2 separate regions of the Homo sapiens genome follow, and region 1 is linked to region 2. Evidence: read pairs that join two places in POLR2A ChIA-PET (ENCODE). Cell type or tissue: Panc1. All regions are shown on one strand. Each heading gives the region's core, and the rest is flanking DNA. Links, peaks and the distances in the headings are about the cores only. Region 1 overlaps VIM (vimentin). Region 2 overlaps CUBN (cubilin).

Region 1 (17,060 bases), core at 3,555-11,554, 230 kb before region 2:
TTCAGCCTCCCAAAGCACTAGGATTACAGGTGTGAGCCATTGCATCTCACCATTTTTTTCCTCTAATTTCTTAATGTATTAAATTGTGTACATCAATTTTGAATATTAAAATAATATTACTTTTCTGAGCTATATCCAACATGCATATTATCTTTATACACTGATAATACATTTAAACATCTTAGAATATATTGCTAGATTTGTGTAGTGGCAAGGAAAATAGATCATGAACATCTCTTGTTTCAGGGAGCATCATTAACTGACAGCTCCACTTGCCACCCTTCTGGATCATCACTACATCTGGGTCAAAAGCATGCTTCCCCCAGCCTCCTCCCAACCAATGACTGCATGTGGTAAAGATTATGATACTGACCCATTCTTATGGGACATAAAATTCATCTAAACTGTGACTGACTTAAGGACCCCCTCATTGACTTGGCCAAAATTTTCTTGAGTCTGCCCTGCAATCCGAGGTACTCCTATTCCTCCATCCTTCCCTCTCTCCTTTCGCTGGTGTAAGAGTTAAATTAAAACCTGAAGTCTTACCTGCCTACTCCTACTTCTTCCCATTTATCCTTCTCTACAAGTCTCTTGTACATCTAAGCCCACTTTTTGCTTCTCAAAGAACCTTAGCCAACACAATTGTTTTGCTGATACTTCATTAGGATGTTTGCCTCAATATCCCTGAATAAAGTTAGGCTGCAATTTTCATCTCCTGTTGCATCTCTGTATAGTTTTGGAATTAAGGTTATGCTACTGTTTTTGTTCCCTTCAAAATTCACGTTGAAACCTAATCCCAATGCAGCAGTATTGAGAGGCGTGGGCTTGAGGGGGTGATTAAGTCATGACAGTTACACTCTCATCAATGGGATTAGGTTTCTTATAAAAGGTCTTGACAGAGGGAATACAACCCTTTTCACCCCTTCCATCTCTTTTGCCATCTGAAGACACAATATTCCTCCAGAGGGGAACATTACAGCAACAAGGCACCATCTTGGAAATGAAGAGCTGACCTGACCAGACTCGGAACCTGCTAGCGCCTTGATCTTCGACTTCCCAGCTCCAGAACTATGAAAAATAAATTTCTGTTCTTTATAAATTACCCAGTCTCAGATATTTCATGACAGTAGCACGAATAGATTCACAAATATAGTAAGTTTGATAATGTTTCCTCATTTTCTGATCTGGAAGCATTTGACTTGACTTTGTATATTAAATGCTTGGCAGAACTTGACTTGACTTGATGGTAACGAGACTATTGAGATTTTTCTTTCTTTCTTTCTTTCTTTTTTTTTTTTGAGACAGTTTTGCTCTTGTTGCCCAGGCTGGAGTGCAATGGCGTCACCTCTGCTCACTGCAACTTCTGCCTCCCGGGTGCAAGCAATTCTCCTTTCCCAGCTTCCCATGTAGTTGGCATTACAGGCGCATGCCATTAGGCCCAGCGAATTTTTGTAGTAGAGACGGGGTTTCACCATGTTGGCCAGGCTGGTATTGAACTTCTGACCTCAGGTGATCCACCCTCCTCGGCCTCCCAAAGTGCTCGGATTACAGGTGTGAGCCACCGCTCCCAGCCTATTTAGATTTTTCATATCTTCTTCAGTCAGTTTTGATTGAGACTTCTTGTTTAAAAGATTTATGGTGTTTCATTAACCTAGTTGAGCTACCCTGCAATAAACTCTTCTTCAGTCAAGGAGCACACCAAATGCATGGTACTTTTGCACCATCATAAAGTGGAAAAATCATAAAGTAAACAATAGAAGAATAGGTTGTATCTATGGTAGATTGTATCTGCCAAAATTGCACACAATCTTATCTCATCTCACATGCTCTTCTGTAGTGTGACCTTGCCACTCTCCCATGAAGAAGTGGAATCTGCTTCTCTATCCTGGAATTTGGGTGGTCCTTGTGACTTATTTGACTGACAAAATATAATGGTAATTATCCTGTGCCATTTACAGATGCAACCCTTATCAAACCTGGACATTACTGCTTTCTGCCTCTTAGCAGTGAGTCACAATGCCAGAAGCATAAATAACCTGAGATCTTGCTGTGAGATGCCTAGGCCCTGGATTCTGAGATAATTAGTAGAAAGTAAAATAAGTCAAGGAGCACTGAAGAAAGAGACAGAAGAATGAAGAAGACATCTTACAAGTCCAGTACAGTTTGCTTCAGATAACCACAGCTCAGCTGCCATCTCATTGTAATTGCATGAACATTCCCTAGTAAACTCTCCAGCTGAGCCAACTCACAGAAACATAAATTGTTGTTTTAAGCTGCTGAGTTTTGCAGTTCGATGTTTCAGAGTGGCAATAGATAACTGGAATGCAAATGCTATTCAACTTATGGTAAGGTTACCTCCCAGTAAACAAATCTTAAGTCAAGGAGCATACTCAATGCATATCTCTTTCACACCATTGTAAAGTGGAAAAATCATCAAACCATTGTAAGCTGGGGATGTCTGTACCTCTCCCCTCCATAAAAACAACTATAGTATTTGGAACACACACACACACACACACACACCCTGCCCCACCACACACACACCCCTACCTGTTTGAATGCCTATGAAAGCAAACAATGCAGTCCTGAATTGAGTTGGAGAGTTATACTCCTTGAAAGAAGAAAAATATCCAAGGTAAAATTCATGTTTGCCTGGCTTTTCCCATGAGGGTAATTTCCAAATGAGGGAGAGAGAGCTCAAACATAAAATGGAATTCTTATTGGGCTTAGGGGACAGGAATTCATTCCAATTATTGGCCGTCTCCTAAGCTGCATGTTCAGGAAGAGGCTCCAAGAAACACAGCAGAAAACAGCACCCAGGAAGCTAAAAGTTGGGCAGAGATTTCAGCACCTGAGTAGTGTTGGAGAAACAGAAGTTAGAGTTTAGCTCTGCCAAGGTGGAAGGGCTTTGATAAACGCACGCAGGTTGTAGTTGAGGCCGAGAAATAGCCCACACTAGGGCTAAAGAACGCAGTTGGGAAGTAAGTACCAGTACTAAGATAATGTTAAAATAGACCAGCCCTAACAAAGGCTAAAACTAACTCTGGCCAGGATCGAGGTAATGCCTGGTTCTCCCTTTGCCTGTAAAAAAGAAAACTTTTCTTGTTCTTTAGAGGAAGAGAACATCATCCAGGTCCTACCTAAGTATCCATTTAAAAAGTCCAGCATTAAGGAGAAATTATGAGACATGCTAAAAAATAAAAAAAGAGAGACCAAATGATCATAACAAAAACAAAAGATGGATAAATGTAATTCACATGTTATTCACATGTTGACATTAGCAGAGAAGGACATTTAAGCCACTATGAAAAATAAATAAATAAAATAATATAAGTACAATTTATATAATTAACAACATAAAGGAGAAGATAATAGAAAAAATATCTCATATTCTGGAGAGACAGAAGCCTATATTGAGTTATGAACAGCATCAGGACTGGAATCTACTGTCTGAACTCCAAGGACAGAACTTGACCCTCCTTCAGGTTACCTTGCGTCAAGGAGAATTGAATTGAACTGAATTGACCTGGTGGTCTGCTTTGCCACATTTACCAAGTAAAACGGGTAGGCCGTACTGGTCAATATTCCTGGAGAAGATAGCTGTTATATGGGGACTGGAATTAATGGATTACAGTTGATTTAAGAAGTAGACAGAGCTTGCCTGTAAGCATGTCCTGTAGGCTTTACTTGTGCTGTATAGCTTTTGTATGTACTATGTACAGTTAAACATATATAGTACACCTCATGCATTTTCCTTATGTTCTCTGTTCTTTCCCACTAGGCTGATAGACTGTGAACTCAGTAACGGAGGAAACTTTATCATTGTACAGCCAGCACCTAGCATAGTGCCTGATACATACAAGAAACTGAAACTTCCTAAGAAATCGGCCTTCTGGTATTGTGGAATGAGAAAAATTTTCACTTGCGGGTACCCTACTTATTGACTCTTCCAAGGTCTTTGACGGCTGCCTGCTCACCTCCTACAGTGCCCTAAAAGAAGTATTTGCTTGACATGAAAGATCTTTGTAGAAAGACTCCATGGAACTGACCTCAAACTGCCCTGACTCTAGACAAGGGACCAAAAAAAAAAAAAAAAAAAAATGGAGAAGCTGGGCAGTCACAAATGATCAACAAATCTGTAAGCCATGCATTCCCTATCAATGATTTTGCAAATTTACAGCTTTTGAAAATCTGTATCACAGACCTATTGTGAGTACAGACAAGGAGAGTGTTTCCCAATGTTTAGTGGTGATCCTAGTATGAGCTGAAGTGTGTTTCCCCAAAATTCATATGTTGAAGCCCTAACCTCCAGTACTTCAAAATGTACTGGAGGGCTGGGCATGGTGGCTCACACTTGTAATCCCAGCACTTTGGGAGGCCCAGGTGGGCAGATCACTTGAGGTCAGGAGTTCGAGACCAGCCTGGCAAACATAGCAAAACCCTGTCTCTATTCAAATACAAGAATTAGCTGGGCATGGTGGTGTGTAGCTGTAATCCTAGCTACTTGGGAGGTTGAGGTAGGAGAATCGCTTGAACCCAGGAGGCAGAGGTTGCAGTGAGCCAATATTGTGCCACTACACCCCAGCCTGGGTGACAGAGTGAGACTCCATCTCAAAAAAAAAAAAAAAAATTGTAACAGTATTTGGAGATAAGGCCTTTAAATAGGTGATTAAGGTAAAATGGAGCCATATGGGTAGGCCCTAATCCAATGGGACTAGTGTCTTTAGAAGAAGACACTAGGACACAGACCAAACAGACTAAGGGGTGACCATGTGAGGTCATAGAGAGAACGTGTCATCTGCAAGCCAATGGGAGAGGCTCAGAATAAACCAACCCTGCCAGCACCTCTATCTTGGACTTCCAGCCTCTGTTACTGTGAAACAATAAAATTCTGTTGTTTAAACCACCCAGTCTGTGGTATTCTGTTACAGTAAAACTAGCTGAGTAGTACAGACCCTTCTTCATGCAGCTGGTCTGGCAGGTTGGAGAGGGAGACTTCGTGTGGGCATAGTGTCTGCTTTATCCTTGCTTCCTTCACAAAGCTCATGAGTAATCCTTAGGATGGAGCTGTCTTAGGCTGTTTCGGGTGCTGTAACAAAATCATGCACACTGGGTGGCTTTTAAACAACAGAAACATTTCTCACAGTTCTGGAGGCTGAGAAGTTCATGATCAAAGCACCAGCAGATTCCGTGTCTGGTGAGGGCCACTTCCTGGTTTATAGAAGGTGCCTTCTTGCTGTGTCCTCGCATGATGGAAGGGACAAGTGGGTTTTTAAGGGTCTTTTTTGAGATGGGGTCTCCTCTGTCACCCAGGCTGGAGTACAGTGGCACCTTCTTAGCTCACTGCAGATTTGAGTTCCTGGGTTCCTGTGATCCTCTCCCACCTCAGCCTCCAAAGTAGCTGGGACTATACGCACGTACCACCATGCCTGTTTTTTTTATATTTTTATTTTTTGTAGATATGGGGCCTCTTATTGTTGCCCAAGCTGGTCTTGAACTCTGGTCTCAAGCAATCCTCCTGCCTCAGCATCCCAAAGTGTTGGGATTATGGGCTTTTTTGTTTTATTTTATTTTATTTTATTTTATTTTTTTGAGGTAGGGTCTCACTCTGTCACCCAGGCTAGAGTGCAGTGGCATGATCTTGGCTCATGCAACTTCTGCCTCCGGGGCTTAAGTGATTCTCCTACCTCAGCCTCCTGAGTAACTGGGACTACAGGTGTGCACCACCACACATGGTTTGTTTGTTTTTTGTTTTTTGTAGAGATAGCGTTTCACGATGTTGCTCAGGCTGGTCTGGAATTCCTGGACTCAAACAATCCACCTGCCTTAGCCTCCAAACCTGCTGAGATTACAAGTGTGAGCCACCACGCCCAGCCTGGAGTTTCTTTTATAAGGGCATTAATCTCATTCATAAGGGCTTCAGCCTCCTGACCTAATCACTTCACAAGAGACATATCTGAATACCATGACGTTGCAGGTTAGGTTTCAACATACAAAGTTGGGGGGACACAAACATTCAGACGATAGTTGGAGTGAAAGTCTGTCTCCCTCCCCCATCACTACACACACTCACTCCCTTAGTCTCATAGCCTGGGAAGAGATTTTATTTTTTTAGCGCCTTTGTTAGCGGCTAGTTGTGGGAAGACAACTCACTACATTTTAGGCTAAAAGTAGACATTTGTTTCATTCACCAGCAGCCTTTTCCATCTGTCACTGTGAGAAAACTTAGTAGGACTTGACAGTCACATGAGTTCCATGGATTTCACCATCCCCTTAGTAACTTTTTTCAGACTTAAACACTTTAAGCCACCATTTCTTTCTCCCCATCCCCCTACTTTTTCCGTCTCCTTTAATCTTGGATTAATATTATACATGAAGGAACCAAGCATTAATCTCTCTTTCACCATAGGTGGTGAGAACATAATTTCTTTTTATAAATTTTTCAAAGTGGAAGATAAGGAAAAACACTAACAGTATAATTAAAGATAAAATAGAAGAAGACTGAAATAAATTTGAATTCTTCGGAGATGGGGCACCTGTGAAGCTTTTCATTATGGTCTAATTTCTGACAGTCACAGATAAGGGAGGCCCACTCCTCTTTTCCATTTCTGGGATGTGACTTTAGAAAGAGCTGTAAGATATTTTTTTTTTTAATTGAGATTCAGGGGGTATATGTGCAGGTTTGTTACATAGATATATTGCGTAATGCTAGAGCTTGGGCTTCTATTGAACCCATCACCCAAGTACTCAACAGGTGGTTTTTCAACCCTTGCCCTCCTCCCAACCTCCTCCTTTTTGAAGTGCCCAGTGTCTGTTGTTTCCATCTGTAAAGGATATTTTTTCTTTTTCTGAGACAGAGTCTCACTCTGTTGCCCAGGCTGGAGTGCAGTGGCACAATCTCGGCTCACTGCAACCTCCATCTCCTGGGTTCAAGCAATTCTCGTGCCTCAGCCTCCCGAGTAGTTGAGATTACAGGTGTGCACCACCACCCCTGGCTAGTTTTTGTGTCTTTAGTAGAGACGGGGTTTCGCCTTATTGGCCAGGCTGGTCTTGGACTCCTGACCTCAGGGGATCCACCCACCTTGGTCACCATGCCTGGCCTCCATCTGTAAAGGATTTTTAAGAGTGGGAGTCTACTAATCTCAATAGGTATGAGCAGAACTTGCTGTCCTGGTTCTTTTCCCCTGAAAGAAAACTGTGGCTTGTTTTTCAATTTTTAAAAAAATAATAATGAGTCTGGTGTGTGAAGAAAGCCAATATGGGGCTGGGGTCTTCCCTGGATGACCCTTATAAGCCAAAGGTGGGATACAAGTGGAAGAGGAGACAGGGATCCTAGGGTTAGGAGGCTGCGGGGAACAGTGGTGAGAATGGCTAAAGAACAGAAAGCAAAACGAAAAATCAAATAGAAAAGGTTTCATAAGGGCCCAAAGACCTGGATGTTTACACTAATAAAATTAATTATGCCATTGTCCATGTCAGTTGTTTGAATATGGGGGCTGAGGGGACAGACACATTTTCTGTAAGATTATTCTAAGGGTAGCATGACCTGACCACATACAATCTATTGTCCAAACTGTTATTATTAATAATTATGCTTACACAACAGTCATAAACCAAGAATGTCCCAAGTAAACTAGAATGTAAAGTTTACTTTTACATTTAGAATTTACCTTTAGAATGGCTAGGAGTTACTTCAGCAGCCAATCCTTTTTTTCTTTATTTCTAAGACAGGATCTCGCTCTGTCACTCAGGCTGGAGTTTAGTGGTACAGTCTTGGCTCACTGAAACCTCTACCTTCCAAGCTGAAGCAATTCTACTGCCTCTGCCTCCAGAGTAGCTGGGGTTATAGGCATCCACCACCACGGCTGGCTAATTTTTGTATTTTTTGTGGAGACAGGATTTCGCCGTGTTGGCCAGGCTAGTCCGGAACTCCTGACTTCAAGTGATCCACCCGCCTCAGCCTCCCAAAGTGCTGATATTACAGGCATGAGCCACTGCATCCAGCCCCAATCCTTTCTTTATTCATGCAGTACCCACGGTAACCAAAATGATGAAAATCACAGTGAACATTCCTGCAAATGGGCAGGGCTTTGTGAGAACCATCTCACTAGTTAACTCCAGAGAGAGGCAGATGCAAACACAGAAAAATTATGACAATGTCTACCACATCATTCTCGGAGGAGAGAAGATAATAATATTTCCATAATTTGAAACTTAGAGATGTCCGAGAATGTACTCGAAGTTTTCACTCCAGAACACACATTATTGACCATTACTACACTATTGCCTCTTGGCAATACCTTCTCTCGTCTATTTATGTAAGTTCTATGCTCACACTGAGTGCTTTCTAGGGAGCTTTCCATGACTGCCCCACTTCATTTTTATTGCTCCAGACTTTGAAACCTTATTACACCTACAGTTAGCACCATGCGATTCACATGTAATAATCTCATCTCCCTGGAAGAAAAGGTAGGAGGTTTTATTTTGTGCCTAATGCCATTCTCCAAACACAAAGGTCTTTACAAATATCTGTATCTATAGATAGATGGATATAGATATAGCTATCACACACACACACAATAAAGCAGAACGGTTTCATATATTAAATCTTGGTGAACTAGGCTGAGTGTGGTGGCTCATGCCTGTAATCCCAGCTTTTTAGGAGGCCGAGGGAGGATCACTTGAGCACAAGAGTTCCAGACTAGGCTGGACAACACTTCCAGACCCCATCTCTACAAAAAATTAAAAAAATTAGCCAGGTGTGTGGCTAGTTTTGGGAAGACAACTCACATTTTAGGCTAAAGTTAGACATTCGTTTATTTGTTTTGAGTACTCCTAGCTACTGAGGAGGCTGAGGTGGGAGGATTGCCTGAGCCTAGGAGTTGTTGGCTGCAGTGAACTATGATTGAGTCACTTTACTCCAGCTTGAGTGACAAAGTGAGATCCTGTCTTAAATAAAAGAAAAACTTGGTGAACTTTTTCCATTTCTCTGCATCTTGCTAGCGGAAGATAAGCCCCTATATCTTGGCAACTTCCTATGCTTTAACTCCCAAAGTGGAATTTGTGTTACTCATATGCTATATGTACTAAAAAAAGTTTTTATTTTTTAATTTTAGGAAGTCTGTTTGTTATGATTAAAATCACAGACCTGAGCTCATTTTAGAGAGACCTATCTTCATTTTGGTACAAGTTATTTTATTCGACACCACCTATTTGTAAATGTTTTTAAGTAATAATAAAAAGAAGTGAGGTCTATCAAAAATGACAAAATTAAGAACTACATCTCAAGCATAAATAACCTGAATTTATCAACTTACATGATTGTAATGACAAATTAACTAATAGGACCAAGTAGAGAATTGTTTAGATATTATCCAATAAATAACACAACAAAAGAGTTTTTCCAAAGATTTATTGAAGCAGAACCAAGTTGGTTGGATACTTGCTGGAAAAAAAAAAGCAGTTTTAATGGTATTCAAAATACCTTTTAAAAAGTATTCTAGCACAAGATTTTTCTGTAAACTAGATTATGTTGTAAACTTTTTTCTAAATCTTGTAGGAGTGTCGGTTGTTAAGAACTAGAGCTTATTCCTATTCCAAATCTATCTTGCGCTCCTGAAAAACTGCAGAAAGGCACTTGAAAGCTGTTTCTTTAAGATATGGATTTCTTTTTTATTCTTGCTGGTAATATATTGCTGCACTGAGTGTGTGCAATTTTTATTCAAGGTCATCGTGATGCTGAGAAGTTTCGTTGATAACCTGTTTAAAAAAAAAAACCAAAATAAATATAATGCCACATGCCAAAGACTAAATTATCCTATATATCACGGCAAATAAAAATCCTGCTAAATATATGTAATTTATTGTGCAAATCAGAAGGTTATGTTGCTTCTGCATGAGTGAAAACTAGAAGGGGCAGACACACAAGACCCTCTTCCACTACAGGCAATATAAGGATCCAGTGGAATGTTGTAACTTACAAAAAGAAATTTCTTAAAAAACTGTGTTTATAAAAGATGGTATAATAGTTGTACACAATACAGCCAAGTTTAAAAGCAATTAAGACATATTAAAATGTGCAGCAGGTACATTTTAAATTTATGTGCAAGGGAAGATTTCATGATGACTACAATAAATTGCAACTATTTCTTTCCTGGCATAGGGAGGTAATAAGAAACTAAATGATCGTATGGCACATGCTTGTATTATATAGATGGGTTTAGGAATCTATAAAGTATGGAGGTAGGAAGACACCATATGTCCAGGATCAAAACATTCCTCATATTGAGGTAGTCTAGTGAAGCTGTTTCATGTAGCTGCTTTAGGAAGTGGTTTAAGGAAGCTTACTCCCACTTCAAATTAAGCACCAAAGCAAATCACTAATTCTGGAGCACAGGAAGACTGCTATCTCAACTTCACATCCAGGAGCCAAATAATTAGTTGGCTGTGTGTACTGCTGGAAGAAGAAGCCTATTCTTTTTTTAGTAGGCATGAATGAAACCTGAACCTCTCAAATTAGCCAGCTGTATCTGAGATTCAGATTCACTGATTTTAAAATATATCAACTCCTGTCTGAGATTACCCTATTTTTTCCTTAAAAGATACCAACCTGTCCATCTCTAGTTTCAACCGTCTTAATCAGAAGTGTCCTTTTTGAGTGGGTATCAACCAGAGGGAGTGAATCCAGATTAGTTTCTAAATAAACAAACAGGCCAAAAATGAGTAAAAACGAGTTTTTTCTTGGAAAAACCAAGTAACCATTTTACTGAAACAATTATGATTTGTGGGGGAGAGGCAATTGTGTAAAGTACTACTCGCCAAATAATTTTAGGGTAGTCTCTGTTTGGAAACCCAGGCCCTGACACTCTTGAGCATCAGGATGAGATAGTACTTGCAGCAGGAAGAAGGAAAAAGGAGTTTGCATTTAACTTAAAGCATAGAATGCAAGAGTGTACTTGGGTTCGAAAATTATAGATGTTTTATAGAGTTTTCTCTTATATGGCATTTTTTCAGATATCCTAAAAAAAATGAATGCTTTGACATAAACACAGTGGTTACAAGCAGCTGACGTTTTTCCTAAAGGGAAATAAAATGCTTACCCCTCAGGTTCAGGGAGGAAAAGTTTGGAAGAGGCAGAGAAATCCTATAAACAGATGAAGAGAAACAGTAAAATTGTTGGCAAATAACTTCAACCACTGGGAACAAATTAACACACTTTTTGTTTTCGTCACGTAAGAAAACGTACTGTTTTAAATCATAAACTAGAGATTTGTCTCAGAAACATTTTCCCATGACTGGTCTTGTTAGTACATTTAAAATATGTTACTACAAGCATTTTCTCCACAGGAGCATGAACAGGAGTTAGGAGTGGAGGCTTTGACAGAGTTATGGGTTCAAATCCCAGCTCTGCTGTTGATTAACCCTTTTTCAGCAAGTCACTTACTCTCTCTCAATTCAAATTCCTCCTCTACAAAAAGTGGAAAGCAGTTACCTCAAAGAAACTTTCTAAAGATTAAATGTGACACTGCTTAGAGCCCAGTGGCACAGGGCCTAACAAATGGTCACCATTAGTTCACGCATCCAAGTCTGAGTTCCCTACCTGCTCTCCTCGCCTTCCAGCAGCTTCCTGTAGGTGGCAATCTCAATGTCAAGGGCCATCTTAACATTGAGCAGGTCTTGGTATTCACGAAGGTGACGAGCCATTTCCTCCTTCATATTCTGAATCTCATCCTGCAGGCGGCCAATAGTGTCTTGGTAGTTAGCAGCTTCAACGGCAAAGTTCTCTTCCATTTCACGCATCTGGCGTTCCAGGGACTCATTCTGCAGGGGGTGAGAAAGATGTCTGGTGTTATTTCTCAGAAAAACCCAGCTGTTCCCAGAACCATTTACAGACCTTCTGCAATAATTTCCATTAGCGGCAAATGGCGACCACTCTAATTTTAGGTGGAGAATGCGAGTACCAAGTCCTTCATATTAGAAGCAATGATATAGGCAAGCTAAAACCTTCAAGAGTTCCATGAAGTCCCTTTTGAGTCTGTCTTGATAACTCATTTTCTTTGCATTATGATATACATTTTTACTCACTCAACATTTTGTTCAGGTATCATCATGAGCCTAGTCAGCAGAATGGGTCATTATTTTCCCTCTTTTACTGCAGGGTTGGTACTCACGGTTCCTTTAAGGGCATCCACTTCACAGGTGAGGGACTGCACCTGTCTCCGGTACTCAGTGGACTCCTGCTTTGCCTGGCGCAGGGCGTCATTGTTCCGGTTGGCAGCCTCAGAGAGGTCAGCAAACTGTTGGGAAGAAAACAGAAATGTAGATTGCTCACATTCAAGTCTTTTGACTCTCTTAGAAAAAAAAAATCATATTTCTCACTGAATGTCTTCCAGTATAGGTTTAAATTTCTGTTTTGAAAGCCAGGGAAAGAGCAGTGGAGTACTGACATTAGTATTTTCAGAGTTCACTCTACAGTGCTCATTTCAACACAGTGGAGGTCAAAGGTATGGCATTGGGGTTTACTTGGAGGCAAGGTTAGGGGGAAGAGAGTCTGCTATTCTGAAGGAGGTGATGTGGCCAGGCGTGGTGGCGCATGCCTGTAATCCCAACATTTTGGGAGGCTGAGGAGGGTGGATCACCTGAGGTCAGGAGTTTGAGAGAAGCCTGGTCAACATGGTGAAACCCCATCTCTACTAAAAATACAAAAATTAGCCGGGCATGGTGGTGCTTGCCTGTGGTTCCAGCTCTTAGGGGGCTGAGGCAGGAGAATCACTTGAACCTGGGAGGCGGAGGTTGCAGTGTGCCAAGATGTTGCCACTGCACTCCAGCCTGGGCAGTAGAGCAAGACTCTGTCTCATAAATAAATAAGAAAATAAATAAATAAATAAAGGAGGTGATGTGAGTGGTGGGGAGGCTGTGGTGGCAAACACAATATGAGCAAGAAGTCAAAGCCAGCTTTGCATTGGAGCTAGAGGATATTTAGGAATCACACACAGGTATGGGGTTTTGAGAACACAATGCTTTTCTTTGGTTGAAGCCGCACTGATTTGTTTCCTACCTTGGATTTGTACCATTCTTCTGCCTCCTGCAGGTTCTTGGCAGCCACACTTTCATATTGCTGACGTACGTCACGCAGGGCAGCCGTGAGGTCAGGCTTGGAAACATCCACATCGATTTGGACATGCTGTTCCTGAATCTGAGCCTGCAGCTCCTGGATTTCCTGCAAAAAGAACAGACAGACGGTCAGCTCTGCCAACCGTGGGGGCTGCCTTACCCTCATTCATTCCCCGAAAGTCACTCCACTAACCTCTTCGTGGAGTTTCTTCAAAAAGGCAATCTCTTCTTGCAAAGATTCCACTTTGCGTTCAAGGTCAAGACGTGCCAGAGACGCATTGTCAACATCCTATTTTGAACAGAGAAAAGACAGGACATGGAGGATGTAAAAGTGTATGGCTTATCTCATTTATTTGTCTTAGATTAACCATCTGAACCTAGTCTCCTTACTATAGAAAAGCCGTTGACACATTTTATGACCCTGGAATAGGTTTATAAATCATTCAGTGCTATAATATGCTGTGCTTTCTCCTGCTCACTAATATATTTTAATTGTGACTGCTTGTGTTTTACTCAAGGTGGTGATCAGACAATTTTAAAATAAATAAATGTCCACACACATGGTAAACTGCACTCAATCATGACTGAATCCACATTTTACCAGTGATATTTTAAAATTACTTTTTAAGGCTGGTCATGGTGGCTTATGCCTGTAATCCCAGCACTTTGGGAGGCTGAGACGGGTGGATCACTTGAGGTCAGGAGTTCGAGACCAGCCTAGCCAACATGGCGAAACCCCGTCTCTACCAAAAATACAAAAATTAGCTGGGTGTGGTGGCACATGCCTGTAGTCCCAGCTACTTGGGAGGTTGAGGCAGGAGAATTTCTTCAACCCAGGAGGCAGAGGTTGCAGTGAGCCAACATAGTGCCACTGCACTCCAGCCTGGGCAACAGAGTGACACTCTGTCTCAAAAAATAAAGTAATTCATTTAATTTAATTACTTTTTAAATCTAGAAAATCTATGCCACAACATTTTTAAGATTTGTTTTGTAATTTCATGGAATAACATGATGATAGAGGTGGACAAATTTTCACAACTTCATGTACACTTGAGTACATGGAGAACAGAAACTTGTGCTTCAAGAGTTTTAGCTTTTCTTCTCCACTCAAATCTTTTGAAACTTATCCTTAGGCTCCAAAGCAAATATGTAGTCATCTGGCATCCATTGTACAAGGCTAGATTTATATTCAATAACCCAATTCAGGATATGCATGCCAAAGATTCAGTTCAGGAAAAAATGGAAAAGAAATGTAACTCTGAACTGTATTTGCTTGGCTTTCTCTGGTGGATTTTTCTTCTAAAACTCCTTTGACTCATCCTGTAAAGGCATGTCTTTTTCACTTGCCACTGTATCAGTTCAGTTAGCCTGTTTCAGAATGACTGGTCAAGCTTGCAAAGAATGAAACTACATAAAGGATTTTTGCTGATTCAGCCGTCCTTCTATATTTCCATTTAAAAAGCTCAGCATTCCAAATCAGAATATGTAATCTTGCAACTAAGATTTTATTTCCTCTCAAAAGGATGCGTGAGGATTGCTTATCTTGTCAGCAATTATATTTGGAGTTCATAGCCTTACGGTCTTAAACTGTTGAGACTTTTCTATCACCTTAGTGGAAAAATGAATGAAGAGTGGGTGACAAAAAGATCAGACTTGATGAAAACATTGATTTTTACTTGTTAAGCCCTGAAAAATACATAAAAGATATTTTACTAACCTCCAAAGAAAGATCAATGTGGTATTCTATCACATTGAAGAGAATGAGGAATTTTGCTTAATCTCGAAACAGAGGATCTTTTGTATTGATGTTGTTTTATGTTAACTCACTACACTGCAGAAAACATGACAGGTATGATAATCAAAAATGCTCAAGGACTAAAATGAACCACACACATTGCTGTGGTTAAATTAATTTGGTAAATGTATTTCAGTTTCAAAATGTTATACTACACTATTCATCTGAGAGTGCTTTGCAGTTAATCCCAGTAAATATTCCAGGGAATACAACTATAAACTATAATGGGGATCTTCTGGCTTTTGGATTCCAATTTTAAGTTAAAAATTCTGTAAGTCCATCTAATTTTGGTGAAAAAAAAAAAAAACACGCACAAAAACCCTTTAGTTAAAATTCAGTTTTTCAGCCTTGGGTTTATTACTGTTATTATTTTTTATGGCAAGAGTGCTAAAGAACACAAGAACCCAATCAAGAAAGGACTTTTAAAATGTGAGGTATGCTTGTAGCTTTAAAAACTTTTTACATTACCTACTTCTCAAGTCTGGGCCAGATATTAGATAACGGATGTTAGCAAATACTTGTGTCCAATTAGAACCGTGCTTACATCATTACATATTCAGTAAGAATGTAGCCTGTTGCAAAGCTTCCCTGGGAATACAAAGACTCCTATTATTTCTGTCCAGAGCCACCACATTTGCCAGAATGTCTGTATCTACATTCCATAGTGAAGCCCATAGAAACCATTAATACCCCTTAGCCAAGGGGACAGATGGCTCCTTTTCACCCTTATTAGATCACAAAATAGTTGTGCATAGTGATACTTCCATCGAACTTTAATGACACAATAGAATTTGCAAAGAAGAAAAGAAACTTGCTGGCTCCATTCCAGTTGGAAACTAAGTTTTCTTATCTTCCAACACGTTTTCCATTTTAAACTGCAGGGCATAATTGCGCTTTTTGTGGCCTTGTAAAAATTAAGCAACTTGACTTTGGCAAACCACAATCTAAAATTGTAACCGTTCGAAACCAGAAGGTCAATGTGTTGCAAAACTGTGCAACATTTGGGAAACAAAGTAAAAAGTTAAAAGATTTTTCTTTATGTCCCAAGGAACTGCTTAGAAATCATTCAAGGATCGCTTGAACCCGGGAGGCGGAGGATGCAGTGAGCCAAGATCTCGCCACTGCACTCCAGCCTGGGCGACAGAGTAAGACTCCGTCTCAAAAAAAAAAAAAAAATCGCTCAAGGGGTTTTATTAATATTTTTCTAATCATGAGAAGCTCCAACCTGTGGTCTTCCCGCCACTAGAGGGCTTTACGCGCAGCCCTGAAGTTTTGCACTTTTTAGACGTGAGTTAAGCAACTTTTAGAATTGCTCGTGGGTTGTGTTGGGTGGGGTCAGGCGGCTGCGAGTGGGAAGAGAGTCTACAAACCTGTCTGAAAGATTGCAGGGTGTTTTCGGCTTCCTCTCTCTGAAGCATCTCCTCCTGCAATCTGAAACAGTTGCGCATTAACCAAAGGGGAACGAGGAAACCGCCAGGGGCGGGGCGGCCACACCCAAACACCACGTATTCGCTCTGCGCCTCCAGAGCAGCTGCGCCACCTCCGCGCAACTAGCGCCTGCAGCTTTCAGACCTGCTGCCCTCGGCAGGTTTCAGCGGGACTTCGGGCACCGCGCAGAGGGGCAATCACGGTGGCCGCACAGACCTACAGGACAGCCCCGCCATCCCCGCCCCCGAGGGACCATCCCTTTGTCTCGCTCCCTCCACCGCCTTCCCCTCCTTCCTTCTCCCGCCCGGTGATTGGCAGCCTGCCAGAAGGGGCAGGAAACTTTCTGAAAGTTTGGAGGACTGGCTCTCATTGTGCCCAAGGGCCTTCAACTGCACACAAAGTGGTAGTTTTAAGAAATCTGTAACTTGAAACGGAGCGTCCTTGGGCAATGTGTGGGGACAGAGGAGGAAATGCGAACTGCAAGGTCTGGGTTCTGGGCGGGGCTGCGCCACCACAGCCACAGCCCCGCTCTCCGCTGTCTCCCTGGCAGGCCTCCCCCCGGCCACATCCCCAAGGGCGTGGCAGCTCTCGCGGGGGCCGGGGGGGCGTTCCCCTCTCCCTCCAGCCCCCTCCCGAGGCCCAGCTACTTGCATGGGCGCAGCCTTACTTCTCCCGGAGGCGCATGATGTCCTCGGCCAGGTTGTCGCGCTCCACCTCGACGCGG
Region 2 (8,000 bases), core at 1-8,000:
CTCCCCTCCAGGCTGTTCTAGCCTTACTAGCCCAAGGCCACTCTAAGGAGCTTGATTGAACGGTCATGGCAGGCTGTGCCCAGATTACTGTATCAATGGGCTCTTCCAGCCAATGTGCTGAATATTCTGGTGAAATCTCTGAGTTTTATGTTGGGAACATTTTTTTCTACCAGTTCTACTTGGAATCTGTCTTCCTTTGGGAGAGTCAAAGGCACCCTCTGTCTATTCTGCTTTCCTGTTTACTATTTCAAAACTTTCTCCCAGTTGCTGGAAACTTGGAGCCAGAGTTATGCAACAAAATGTTGCCAGCTGGGACCAGAACCGAAATATAAAATTGTTTTTTAACTCTGTGCTGCTCACAATATGTAAATTATACTTGGGAGGAAACTTCTGGAAAGGAATTTTTAGTCATTTAGATCTGTGCAAAATTGACTATCATATTCTACAGGTATGCAATGCCACAGGTACACAGAGTTCAATACTCTGCATCTGAAGTAGGTCTTTAGTTTGAGATAACCTGAGAAGGGGAGCCCACAGAGAGGGCGAGCTCTTCCATGGGAGAGGTCCCGCCATTTTTGATCCATTGGAGTTAAATGCAAGACGTAAATCATGATGTATCATTCACGCATTTGTTCATTCCACAGACACTAAGGATGTCTTTTGTGCCAGGTACTGTGCTGAGACGGGGGACACAGAGTGACTCAGACCAGCAGGCCTGGTTTCTACTCTACAGAGCTAGGCTAGGTGGGAGAAGCAGACATCACGCAAAAACACACTTAAATAAATAGAAAATCAAAACCATGAGTAGTGCCAAGCGGGCACACACAGGGCATCTGACTTGGGCCCAGCAGGAGGTCAGGGATGATCTCCACGCAAATGAGACCTCTGAACCAAAACCTAAAAAATAAGCAGGAGTTAACTAGGCAAGCAGGATAAGGAAAAGGATTCCAGGTAGAAGAAAGACCCTGTGATAGGAGGGAGTGGGGAGAGCCCGAGGGACCTGAGAAGTCAAGAGGATGGAACTGAGTCGAAGAGAAACAGCGCTGCCAAGGTGGCTGCAGAGCTAAGCACATAATGTGGCTAAGCGCGCACACACACACACACACACACACACACACACACACGAGCAGGGATTCTGCAGCCATGGGGCCAAAATAAATTTAAAAATTACTCTCAATGCTCAAGACACACACACACACCACACACACACACACACACGGGGAGGGACTCTACAGCCACAGGACTAAATAAATGTAAAAATTACTCTCAGTGCTCAAGAGACACACCACACACACACACACACACACACACACACCACACACGGGCAGGGACTCTACAGCCATGGGGCTAAATAAATGTAAAAATTACTCTCAATGCTCAAGTGTAATTGTAATTTTTTTTTTGAGACGAGGTGTCATTCTATTTCCCAGGCTAGAGTGCAGTGGCGCAATCTCAGCTCACTGCAGCCTCAGCCTTTTGATAAGGTGATCCTCCCACCTCATCCTCTTGAGTAGCTGGGACTACAGGGGTGCACCACTTCACCCAGTTAACTTTTGTATTTTTTGTAGAGATAGGGTTTCTCTGTTTTCCAGGCTGGTCTCAAACTCCTGAGCTAAGCAATTTGCTTGCTTCGGCCTCTCAAAATGCTGGGATTACAGGCATGAGCCACTGAGCTGGTCATAACATTCTTAAATGCATTTGTGTGAGTGTGTGTAACATATCAGAAGGAAAATAATTAGAAAGGCTTCTCCTTGCACAGCCCCGCAAGGGATGTTCTCAGAATCAGGTGGAGGGCTCAGGACAGCCCCGCTAACGCTGGTCCTGGAGTTGCTCTTCGTGCCCTGGCCAGGTCAAGTGGCTTTAAACTCCTAGCCTCTTTTCCTCAGAATCCTATCACCTTGCAATCCCTTCCCCCTGCCCCACCCTCCCCACTGGACTCTTTTCTAAACTGTGCAGTACGATCTCCAAACACCAAGCAGAGAGTTCAAACTTGGCAGCGACATCATTTCCTGAGCACTGCTTCTGAGGAAGAGTTCCTACACACTTCATTCATTTCCCCAGTTCATACACAAACGCATTTACAAAATATGCTTCTTTGTGAACGACACAAACCTTCTATTGGCTTTAAGAAAACGGATCTACAACGAGGCTTTATCTGTGGGCTCTTTCTGAACATGGCCATGCAGACATGAGACAAAGTAACATTGCAGGGCCTTTTATGCGGGTCCTCAAAGAGGGCCCCACCCTGGAAATAAAGAAATGGCCACAGTTGCCCTGTCTCTAATCGGTTCATGGTATTCAGCCTTGACAGCATTGTCCAGCGGCTGAATTCAGCCTTGGAGGCCTCCATCTGGGTTGCAGGGGGAGGGGGTGGGGGATAGGGGTGGGGAATACAGAAGTTTCCGCAGGCTGTGTGAAAAGTGGCCTCCCAACCAGCTGCACAGACCCCCTCGCCTCTTCTGGTCGTTGCTCCCAGAAGCCTTCTTTCACTTAGTGATGGAATCCAGCATACAAACAAGGTCAAGGAGCTTTGTGAGCGAGAGAGTGACATTTGCAAAGGGAGCGAACCCTTCAGCTGGGAGCTTGCAGGAGCAGGGCTAAGGGGCATGTGATCAGGAGGTGATGTCACCCAGGATTTCCACAAAGGAAAAAGTGGCCTTTTCTTTGGGAAGATAGATGACATCAGCCTCTCAAATGGGGGCTGGGTCCATTTTATCTTCCTTTTAGCTATTAAGGAGATTTCTCAAGCCTTGAGAAGTTTCAGAAATTAGAAGAGAACATTTTAAAAACCGTGTCAACATCTTTTATGACTGGCTCGGTTTGGATGTAAGCCAGTGCCTTCTTGACTACCTGTGGGCATGAGGCACTGTACCAAAGGGCTTTTAAAAAACATCTTTAGAGCACTGGCAGAAAACCGCCATGAGGTCGGCAGTGTTTCTCTTAAAGTTAGATCTTTGCTCCAGGTCTCTTTCTCTCGAGTGGTCTTTCATTAGCCTTTGTTTATCACTGGTCTTTCGGGGGAATTCCTTCTCATTCAAAAATTTTATTCCTTTTGTGACTTAGAGTACATGTAGTACGATTTCTGGGAGGTTCACCCTTTAAAGACAAAGGTTTTATCTTTTGTAATTCTGTTATCCACTTGTCTTGTGTGAGAGAAAATGCCTTAGGGTGTGAGGGTGAGTAAGCTGGGCTCTAGGAGAAGATCTGCTGGACCCAGCCTATAATGAACAGGCAGCTACAACTGTGAATCATGTTAATTACATGATTATTTACATGTCAATTACACATAACCTCTGCCAGCAGATATTTTTTGAGAAGAAGTTTTTCATTCATTCAACCAACCATCCAGCACATATTTTGGGCTTGTTGTCTAAATATAGAGAGTATTAATTTGCTTGGGCTGTCGTAACAAAAATGCCACAGATTGGGAGGCTTAAGCAGCAGAAGTGTGCTGTCTCCTGGAGGCTGGAAGTCCAAGGTCAAGGTGTCGGCAGGGTTGGTTTCTCCTGAGGCCTCTCTCCTTGGCTTGCGGATGCTGCCTTTTCCCTGTGTCCTCACATGGTGTTTTCTCTGTGTGTGTTCATCCTGATAGCTCTGTGTGTCCAAATTTGCTCCTTATAAGGACACCAGTCAGATTGGATTACAGTCCATTCAGCTTCATTTTAACTTAATTGCCTCTTTTTAAAGGCCCTATCCCCGAGGACAGTCACATTCTGAGGTCTGGGAGTTAGAACTTCAACATATGAATTTTGGCAGAGATACAATTCAGCCCATACCAGAAAGGAAGGAGATCACATTCTTGACTTTGGGGAGTTAGTCATAGAGTAGGCAAGGCAGGTAAACCAAGTGTAGAAATATATACATAATCCAGGACGCCATGGGAACACAGAAAAAAATAGCTAGGACAGCCTGCGGAAGTTCAAAGAGACCTCCAGGCAGCTTTGACATTTGAACTGAGTTTTAAAGAATGGGCAAGAATTGATCAGACAAATATCTGGGAGAGGAAGGCTTTTCTAAGTAGAAGCAGCAAGGTGTGAGGGCACAAAAGTTTTGCAAAGAGCAAGTCCTTCAGCTAGACCACACATTCTCTGCATTCTCCATTGGGGCAGTATCAACTCCAAGGAGGTAAAATTGGCTCTTGGTAGGGGGATTAAGAAATTCTTACTCTTTAATGTATAAAGCATAAAGATATACAGTACATAACAGATATGCAATATACTTGTGGTATTAAATTTTCATGGTTGAGAATTTGGAAAAAAATGTCCGAACAATCTCCTTAGGGGGCTGATAATGAACAAAAGGTGAGAAACACTAGGGAAAGGGAGTGATAGAAGTTGACGCAGGACACGTTATCAGAAACCAACTGATAGGAAACATCACAAGAATTTGGATTTTATCCTGCCATCAGGGAAAGACCACCAATGGATTTTTAAGTGGGAAATTTAGTGATGCAAACAGAAGTACACTTTAGAATAAGAGTTCTGGCAAGTAGAGGGATGCCCAAGAAGAGGAAGAGACTGAGAGTTTGGTGACTAGTCAGAGCAGGGAGAAAGGAAATGAGTAGTGGGTGAGGCAGCGTATTAAAGAGCTGTTTAGGGCTGGGTGCAGTGGCTCACACCTATAATCCCAGCACTTCGGGAGGCCAAGGCAGGTGGACCATGAGGTCAGGAGTTTGAGACTGGCCTGGCCCACCCCATCTCTACTAAAAATTCAAAAATTAGCCAGCTGTGGTGGTGCGTGCCTGTAATCCTAGCTACTCAGGAGGCTGAGGCAGGAGAATAGCTTGAAACTGGGAGGCAGAGGTTGCAGTGAGCCAAGATGGCACCACTGCGCTCCAGCCTGGGCAATAGAGTGAGATTCTGCTAAAAAAAAAAAAAAAGAGCTATTTAGAAGGTAGGATGGGCAGATCTGATGGTGGAGTAGATGTGTGTCAATCTGGGAGACAGAAGAAGGAATCATGGATAGCTCCCGTTTTCCTGCGGTGTATGATTTGGTGCATGGTGGTGCCATTATTCATAGATAGGAAATCCCAGATAAAGACCATGTTTGGGGGAAAATTGTGAGCTTCTATTTGAACATGCTGAATTTGAGATGTTCAGGGGATGTATCCTTTCAGCAATTGCTGGTGTCAGTATAAAAATTAGGTGAGGTTTTGGGCCAGAGAAAGAGACTTTGGAATAAACTACATGTTGGTGAATTTGGAGTTGTGAGCATGATGAAATATATATCCAAAACTGTGCAAGGTATTTTTAGGCATATGAAAGAAATACCACGTTAGTCTTTGTCTTCAAGCTGAGCATGATCAGTTAGGAAGCAGGTGTAGAAAACTAACAGAAGTGCTGAACTGTGAGGTGCCTATTGCAAGGCTAGTAAGGAGGCTGGAAGTCATTGGGGAAAATCTTCACGGACTCTGTGAGATTTTAGAGCCCTTGAAGAATGATCAGGACAAGAAATGACAGATGGTGCCTGGATAAGCATGAGCCAAGAAAGAGAGAGAAACAAGCCTGATGTAATGAAGACAGTGGGATATGAGGCTTCGTAGACCTCCTGGGCTAGATTCTTTAGAATTCTCAAAGCCAGCTAGACTAGTGTGAACTTAACGTAGTAAGGAAAAGGGAACCACTGTTGTTTTAGACAATGGAGTGGGAAATGTCAAGGGAGGAGATTACAACTGGAGACATCATAGATCACAGTGACAGAGGCAACCCCAGGGGACCATTCTGGGTCCTGGTTACTAAGAGCGAGGAATAGCGGTCTGCAGAGACAAGACAACTGATGATCCAAGGTGAGTAACATTCTGATGAATCCTCAGCAAAGACACTCAAGGGCTATGTGGCCAGTGCTGTGATAAATCCTGGCACAGAAAATATTAGATCAATTGCCGCATTCTCTCTTCCTAATAATTTCTTCAAAGTTATAACTTTGAAATACAGACTCATGATTACCTAAGTTTTCCAGTTTGAAAATGATTTTAGGGCTCTTTTTTGTTATTGAACAAAAAACTTTTGTTGAACGAAAAAATTTTATTGAACAAAAAATGTTCAATTTAAAATTTTTATTATTGTGTGTCCTTGCTGCCACGTGGTGAAAAAATTCACAACAATCTGGAAGTATGATGTTGGCAATGAAAGTGATTTATGAATTGTGGTCAGCAAAGATTCTAGCGCAGGTTCACAGGGCTGGGCTGTGAATCACACTGTCTGGTTCTAATCTCAGGCGCAGACCTTCTCTCCGTTGGTAATGGAATTGCTTTCACAGTGTCGCTTCCTGCTAGGCTGTGATAGACATAATGTCACACAGAGAGAAATGGTAAAGCACCCATCCATCCGCCTCCAAAGTAACCTCAAGAATTTGATGTCAGATAAGGAAATCCTGCTTGGTTTTGGTAGAAATTTAAGTAAAAGAGAAGCTTTTAAAAACAACTAGCTCTGTTTAAGTTAAGAGATATTTCCCTAAATGCTGACTATTCTTTCTCTCACATTTATACATGCTATATCCCATCCTGTTTATGATGGCTTTTTCAGCCTATTTGATATTTTGGGCTTTTGTCTTTGTGATACTCTTAAAATATTTTTAAGCATGGAGACTGGAAATGAGTTCCTTCTTAGTGTGGAACCAAAGCACAGGTTTCTGCATCGTGATACTGAGTCTGATTTGTATTTATGACAAATTTTCACTTATATCTTTTCTGCAAAGAAATTCTTAATGGACGATGCTCATTTCTAAGAAATCTGTTTCTAAATAACTCCTTGTTGTAAAGTTGGGATAGTGACTAAGAAAATCCCACAGCTCTTTTGGCCTTGACTTCAGAGTTTCTCCAGCAAGGTCCCAATGATCAGAGGCAGCATTAAAGCTGTGCATATGCAGACCTTTCAGAATGAGTGGAAAAGCTCACTCCTGACATTTCTGCCTCCTTGACGACAGCAGTAAATACACATCCACACAGTTGACCTTCATCTCATGTTGGCTCTGAGTCTCTTCACCAGCAAGGGCCTCTCAGGAGTCTCGCCTCCCCATTCCCATGTCGCCACTGTTTGAAAAAGTTGGAGTTCTATTTCTATTGCCACTCTTTGAAACAGTTATAAAAAGAAAAAAAAATAACCCTCAAACCACCATGACCTTCCCAAATCACAGATTGCACAATTTGTAATAACAGTCCTTGAGATCTGGGCCAAAGAAAGGGCTTTCTCGAAACTTCTGTTTGTGTTCTGGTTCCCTGGCAACAATATCCCCAATAGAGGAATGCATGTACTTTGCAGGGGATTCCACACTTTTTCGTATGACACAAAAACCAAAACCACACTTTTTTTTTTCAGTTTCAAATATCATAGCAGCCAAAAATGAAGTGTAGAAACTTGAGTTCTAAGCCAACTCAGAACAAATGTGACGTTCAGCGTAGAACCTGAATTTTTGTCCCCAGAGGTTTCTCTTTTCGACCATTGACTTAAATGTTGCCATATTTGTTTCAAACATTACATATCCAAGGACTTGTTTTGTGTGAATGCACTGTGTACTCAGAGGAACAGAGGAAGCAGTGCCAGGTGGCAGCAGCATTGTCTCACAAACAGAACAAATCTGGTGGAGGACAGTAACTACCACTTATAAGAGTTAGTAGAATTTGATAATCTGTAGATCAGTAATGACAATAATATACTCTGTCCCTGATTTTTTTCTCCTCCTAGTTCCACAGGCTACTCAAATATAGACTATTTTGACCCTGTGTACCAAAATAATGAAATTGAAGGAATGCAGGATAAATAATATAGATTTTACCACCTAAATGTAATCTTAAATTTGTCTGAAGATATTATGATAAAAATAAACTATCTTGCCATGTAAAGAGTGAATGAAAATATGATTAAACGCTTAGTGCATTGGTTTAATTGACATCTCATTCACTATTACTGTTGTTGATGTTATCATTTTAAAACATGACTCAACATGTGTAATTTAAAAATATGATCTTGAGAAGTGAAGCCAGCTGGACTTCCTGGGTCCAG

What was found. Peaks named below come from ENCODE experiments on the same cell type or tissue, not always from the same donor. Only the 100,000 strongest peaks of a DNase experiment are listed, where the experiment ranks them.
Region 1: POLR2A ChIA-PET joins it to region 2 with 7 read pairs; 14 of 35 experiments call an interaction of 5 or more read pairs at or near these places.

What each region holds. Positions count from the first base shown.
Region 1 is chr10:17,229,929-17,246,988 of GRCh38, reverse strand. VIM (vimentin) reads right to left here. Exons shown (of 10, transcript NM_003380.5): 2 at 17,004-17,060; 3 at 16,279-16,339; 4 at 13,307-13,402; 5 at 13,058-13,219; 6 at 12,171-12,296; 7 at 11,600-11,820; 8 at 11,100-11,143; 9 at 10,610-10,695; 10 at 9,396-9,759. The coding sequence ends at 9,718. It overlaps VIM-AS1 (VIM antisense RNA 1), which reads left to right and starts at 17,004. Exons shown (of 3, transcript NR_108061.1): 1 at 17,004-17,060. RefSeq lists silencers at 7,925-8,219, 16,840-17,019. In Panc1, for the core only: no CTCF peak of the experiment used is centred there; no DNase peak of the experiment used is centred there; H3K4me3 peaks cover 1,431 bases; H3K27ac peaks cover 2,736 bases.
Region 2 is chr10:17,001,554-17,009,553 of GRCh38, reverse strand. The region is part of intron 28 of CUBN (cubilin); the gene reads left to right. Among named protein-coding and RNA genes, the nearest start is that of CUBN, 120 kb to the left of the region's middle. RefSeq lists an enhancer at 2,430-2,724. In Panc1, for the core only: no CTCF peak of the experiment used is centred there; no DNase peak of the experiment used is centred there; H3K27ac peaks cover 5,458 bases.